Linked DNA regions of Homo sapiens: region 1 is linked to region 2. The links are chromatin contacts, found by Hi-C or POLR2A ChIA-PET in ENCODE. All regions are on one chromosome and are shown on one strand. Each heading gives the region's core, a stretch centred on a gene start or an enhancer-like site at or near the end of the contact. The rest is flanking DNA. Distances are from core to core; before and after follow the strand shown.

Region 1 (2,700 bases), core at 95-2,594, 130 kb before region 2:
AGTACCTCAGTCAGTAGTTAGGAAGCCCATTTGCACTGTGTAGACTTACCACCTGGATAATTGTAGATTGTCTCCCTCAGAGAACAATCTATAATTTATCTATCTTCATATTTTTAAATAAACATTTTTATTTAAGTAAAGCAGACACATTACACAAATCCCAAGTATAAAGAAGGCTGTCTTATGCCTTCTCTCAGTCATTAACCACTGCCTTCAAAAGTAACAACTACTCTAAGTCCATACATTGGTTTTGCCTATTTTAACTTTACATAAATGGAATCATGGAGTATGTATTATTTTAGGTCCAACTTATTTCACTTAATATTATGTTTTTAAAATTCAGCCATGCTGATCTCTGTATTAATAGTTCACTCAGATTCATTGTATATGACATTTCATCATAAGGGATATACTTAAATTTATTATTCATTTCATTATTGAAGAACGTGTGAACTATTCCCAGCTTTTGGTTATTGAGAATAATGCTTCTGTAAACATTCTTGTATATGTGTTTTGCTTCTATCTATGTAGGTATTTCAGTGAGTAATATACTTGAGAGTAACATTGCTGAGCCATAGATATTTTTAATTTTGGTAGATACTGCCCAACATTTTTCCAGCAGTATTTGCTCCACATCTTCGACAACACTTGGTACAGACATTTTTATTAAATACTTTTGGTGGATATGTAGTAGCATCTCATTATGGTTTTAATTTTTATTTCCTTAATGACATGATGTTGGGCATCTTTTCAAATGTATATTGGCTTTTAAGATATCCTCTGTTTTAATTATTTTAGGGTTAAGAAAAATGGAGAATGACAGCAGTAGGAAAATCCTATCTGAAAGAAACCCAGACAGCTAGAAGGGAGGGCTACAGAATTTGTGTCAGGACCTCTGGCTACCAACTCTACCATACACTAAAACATCTTTAGCACAGAATGATCAGAGTATGCAGGTCCCTAACAGACCTGCTTAAGGTTCACTAGTATGGAAATTGGGTTATGACTGATTTATTGATTACCTGGTTTCCATGCCCAAAATGAAAAAATAATGCATTTAGGAAAACAGAGATACAAATAGAAACAGACACATTGTAAAACATATACTGGCAAAGGCAGACAGACAGACAAACACACACTCTTGTAAATACCATCTGTGGGCTGCTAGGACCAAAAAATTCCTCAAAGGCCATCCAGGGTACTGGGCTAAGTTACAGGGATCATATACACCAATTGTTATCTGTGAACAAAAAAGACTTTCTGAGTAAGTCGAGTATCATGTCAGCTTCACAATACAGACATTGCTCATACTTCCTCTTTGCTTTTTTATGCTTTCTGCAAAGCCTTAAAAATTAAACATCTGGTAAAGGGCTAAGGGGAGGAGAAGAAAGCCACAGGATCTCACACTGCACTACAGAACTTCTTGATAGCAGGGGCTATCAAATTCTTGTCTGCACCCCCTGTGCCTTGCATTGTGCCTGGCAGAAAGTAGGAGCTAAATACACGTAGAAGGAAAAAAGACTGGAAGGAAGATGGGGAATGAAGGAGGACAGTCAAGAGAGTTTGTAGAGAAAATCCTCTTGTAAACAAAGAAATATAATCTGTGAAAATTGCTCATTTTTATGCAATGAGAAAATCAAAGAAGGGCCACTACCAATGTAAGTGTACAGTCAGATCAAGTTAAACAGCCAGTTACTCTTGATTTTGCTAACATATATTTCCTCCCTCCCCTTTCCCATCCCACTCCAATCCCGATCTTCATCTGGAAAACTCTACTCAATTTAAAATACCGTTTCTTCAGTGAAGACTTCTGCTGGCAGAAGTAGTTGGCCTGTCCTTGCTGCTTTCACAGCTCTTTGAACCTTGTATATAACATTTTTCATTTTCTGTCTCCTTCCTTTCAAAGACAATGAGCACCCAGCACCCAGATACTGACTTCTAAATACCATTCTCCAAGAAAATAAATCGGGGCTCCTTGGACACATGGTTAATTCTAGGGCTCAGGCAGGGAAAATACAAGAGAAGCTTGGAGCATCTTATAATATCAGGAAAGAAGGAGGTACTCAAAAAACAAATGAATTGGGGCATGCCAAGGTGATACAGGCACCAACTGTAAGAGTTATCAATAGCCAAGGCTGGAACAATTTGTGCAACAATATAAATAATATGATGTTGAATTATAACCCAAAGTATAAAATAAGTATCTACGAGTCCACACTGATATAAATAAAGAATGGAATAAATGTGAAGGGACAAGTCTTCCTTAAAGAAAATTTCCAAACTATATAAGCAAATACTGGCCTCTTCAGAAGCAAAATTTAAACCTTCCCCTCCTTAAAGGTAGCTGGAATTACTGATTTACTTTCAAAGAAAAAATAGTATTTTTACAGTGGAGAAACCTGGCAAATATTACCTTAAGCAAGCAATCAATTTAACATTACCAAGGATGTCATGTGGATATCAGGTGATAAGGGTACTTCACTCAGTGGTATTTTTTCCAAAAACCCATAACCCCAGTCTAATCACAAGAAAACATCAGACAAATGCAAATTAAGGGACATTCTATAAAAATAACTAATCAGTACTCCTCAAAAATGTCAAGGTCATCAAAAAAAATCAAAGAAAGCCTGAGAAGCAATTACAGATCAGAGGAAACTAAGGAGGAGACATGACAACGAATTGCAATGTAGTATCCTGGAC
Region 2 (2,700 bases), core at 114-2,613:
TAAAAATAAATAAGCTATCAAGCCATGGGGAGAGATGGAGGAAACTGACATGCATACTATTAAGTGAAAGAAGCCCATCTGAAAACGCTACGTACTATATGGTTCCAACTGTATGACGTCCTGGAAAAGGCAAAACTTTGGAAACAGTAAAAAGATCAATGGTTAGCAGGATTTGGGCAGGGGAAGGGATGAATAGGCAGATCACAGATGATTTTTAGGAGAGTAAAAAATGCACGGTATTAGAATGATGGATACATATTATCCATTTGTCCAAACCCACAGAAAGTGCAACATCAAGAGGGAGCCCTCATGGAAACTGTGGCTCTGGGTGACAATGATGTGTCATGTAGGCTCATCCGTGGTAACAAATGCACCACTCTGTGGGGATGTTGACAGTGCAGGGGACTGTGCATATGTGAGGACAGAGGGTACATGTAAATCTCTATATCTTCAGCAGAATTTTGCTGTGACCCTAAGACTGCTTGAAGAAAAATAAAGTCTTCGTTAAAACAAAACAAAACATCTTGGCTAGGGGATGGAGGAGGGTGGGGGCCAGGAGGTCAATACCACATAGGGTCAGGATGCTAAAAGCTGGAAGAAGTCTTAGAAATCATCTAGTTAAAGTGGCTCCCAAACAAAGGTTCCCTTTATTTTTAATTAATTATTTATTTATTTATTTATTTATTTATTTATTGAGATGGAGTCTTGCTCTGTCACCCAGGCTGGAGTGCAGTGGTGTGATCTTGGCTCACTGCAACCTCTGCCTCTTGGGTTCAAGTGATTCTCCTGCCTCAGCCTCCCGAGTAGCTGGGATTACAAGGCGCTCACCACCACACCGGGCCAATTTTTGTATTTTTAGTAGAGACAGGGTTTCGCCATGTTGGCCAGGCTGGTCATGAACTCCTGACCTCACATGATCTGCCCCCCTTGGCCTCCCAAAGTGTTGGGATTACAGGCGTGAGCTACAGCGGCCAGCCTCAAAGTTTCCTTTTAATCTTTCCTTTTATTAGAAATTAGAAATAATTTTATCTACCGCAAAACTCAACCGTATGTATTAAGGAAGAATCCATTTTCCCCACCTCTGAATTACCCCAAGACCTCCAGCTCTTCAGTCCTGGTGCCTGCCCCGGTGAGGGGGGAGTATGTGGAGACAGCCAGCCCAGGCAATTTGGCAAAACAAGAGACTGCCCAACACTGCCACAGGCCTGGGCGGCAGACAAATGATTTCCTTTAACTTCTCGGAAAAGTTAACAATAGCCTGGACTTCACAGAGAGGGGCAAGGTCCCCGCTTTTATTTTTCCCAGCTGGACATGCTTCCTGTGAGCAACTCAGCAGGCACTTGGCAAGGCCCAGACAGGCTAGCTTTCTTCCTGGGCATGTCCCCCTTGAGGGTGTGGCAACAGCCCTGGTGACACCTGGAATTTTCAGACAGCCCTTCTCCGACTAGTCTAAGGATATGCTGTTTTTTCAGCCTGTTTCTTGGAACCCCATGTTTAACCTCAGGTCCTTATGAACCTCTGCAGAGGTTTCCCTCACTCTGATCCCCACTGTTAGGCACACACCCCAAAGCATCCAGGACACAGTGACTTCCTCTTAGCTCCTCTCCCTCATGTCTTTCTCTGCCCCTCCCACTGCCCTCTACCGTCCCCCAAGTCTAGTCTCTCTGCTTTGCTCTGGTTGCACCATTACTCACCATCCCATAATACCCCGTGCCCTTTCAGACTTTGGAGCTTGTGCACATGCTGTCCCCTTTGCCTATGAAAGGGCTTCCTCCATCTGAGCACCTGGCAAACTTCCATACAAGCAGGGCAAGTCAAATCCTTCTCCTGCACATCAGAGGCTTGCCTCTGTCAGCCCCTCTCTGGCCGTAGGGCAATTGGTTTATGTGCACTCTGCTTCCCCTTCTAGACTGAGGGGATCCTCTGAGAAAGATGGCATGTTTCCTCTGTTTGAGCTCCAGTTTGGACAGGGCCAGTAAGCAGCAGCGGGCCTCTGGATACCTTTCTCTAGCGAATCCACTGATAGATCCCCGAAAACTGCACACAGCATTTTGAGGGCAGGGGCATCTTTCTGAGGAGAGGCCCTCAAAGGGATCTATTCCCCCTTAAAAAACAAAGAATTCTACTCTAGACCCTCAGCATCTTAATGGAAGGGGATATGTCTAATCTTTTCCTCTATTTCACAGCTCTGCACATAGTAGGCCATTACTATAAAATGATATTAAGTCATGGAGTTTTTTTGAGCTGGTGATCTAGTCCAGCCTTCCCATTTCCCAGATGAAGGAGCTGAGCCCCAGAGCAGGGAAATGCCTTACTCATTTGTAAGCCAAATGGAATGATCAGGGGAAATGACTTTCTGCGTAAGGGTTAGGTAATGGTCATATATTAATATTAATTTCCTCACCCTTCCATGTATTCCCTAATCAGTTTTCAAGTTTCTACTCTGTGCGAGGTATAAGTGTGGGGATGCAGAAATGAACAGCACATAGTTCCTGCTCTTGGAGAGCTCACAAGCTGCAGGAAGAGATGAATGCCTGGATCATGGAGAAGCTAGACAGAGGAGGGAGGAATGATTTCCTGGCCTGGCCTCTAGGAAGCTTTGTGGAGAAGTGGCATCCAAGCTGTGCACAAAGGATGTCCCAGGCTCTTCAACGGCAGAGCTGAGCCCATGTCCCTGCTGTATTCTCCAAACAGTCACAG

What was found. A loop is a pair of places that touch in the nucleus more often than their neighbours do. ChIA-PET counts read pairs that join two places held with the same protein, here RNA polymerase II (POLR2A). Pooled maps may share reads with other maps.
Region 1: a loop to region 2 is called in a map of endothelial cell of umbilical vein, with 6 times the contacts of the local background. The contact joins two enhancer-like sites. A Hi-C loop is called at or near these places in 1 of 168 maps with a recorded cell type or tissue (endothelial cell of umbilical vein) and 5 of 50 pooled maps. POLR2A ChIA-PET finds 5 or more read pairs at or near these places in 2 of 52 experiments (AG04450 and endothelial cell of umbilical vein).

What each region holds. Positions count from the first base shown.
Region 1 is chr3:11,329,880-11,332,579 of GRCh38, reverse strand. It overlaps ATG7 (autophagy related 7), which reads right to left. Exons shown (of 21, transcript NM_001349232.2): 10 at 1,152-1,240. Among named protein-coding and RNA genes, the nearest start is that of ATG7, 59 kb to the right of the region's middle. Within about 2 kb of position 1,344, at least 2 of the 41 ENCODE cell types and tissues checked have a DNase peak (open chromatin) inside an H3K27ac peak, as active enhancers do; they include endothelial cell of umbilical vein, where a contact is called at or near this core.
Region 2 is chr3:11,200,399-11,203,098 of GRCh38, reverse strand. All of the region lies in intron 1 of HRH1 (histamine receptor H1), which reads right to left. All of the region lies in intron 2 of LOC102723663 (a long non-coding RNA gene), which reads left to right. Among named protein-coding and RNA genes, the nearest start is that of HRH1, 47 kb to the right of the region's middle. Within about 2 kb of position 1,363, at least 5 of the 41 ENCODE cell types and tissues checked have a DNase peak (open chromatin) inside an H3K27ac peak, as active enhancers do; they include endothelial cell of umbilical vein, where a contact is called at or near this core.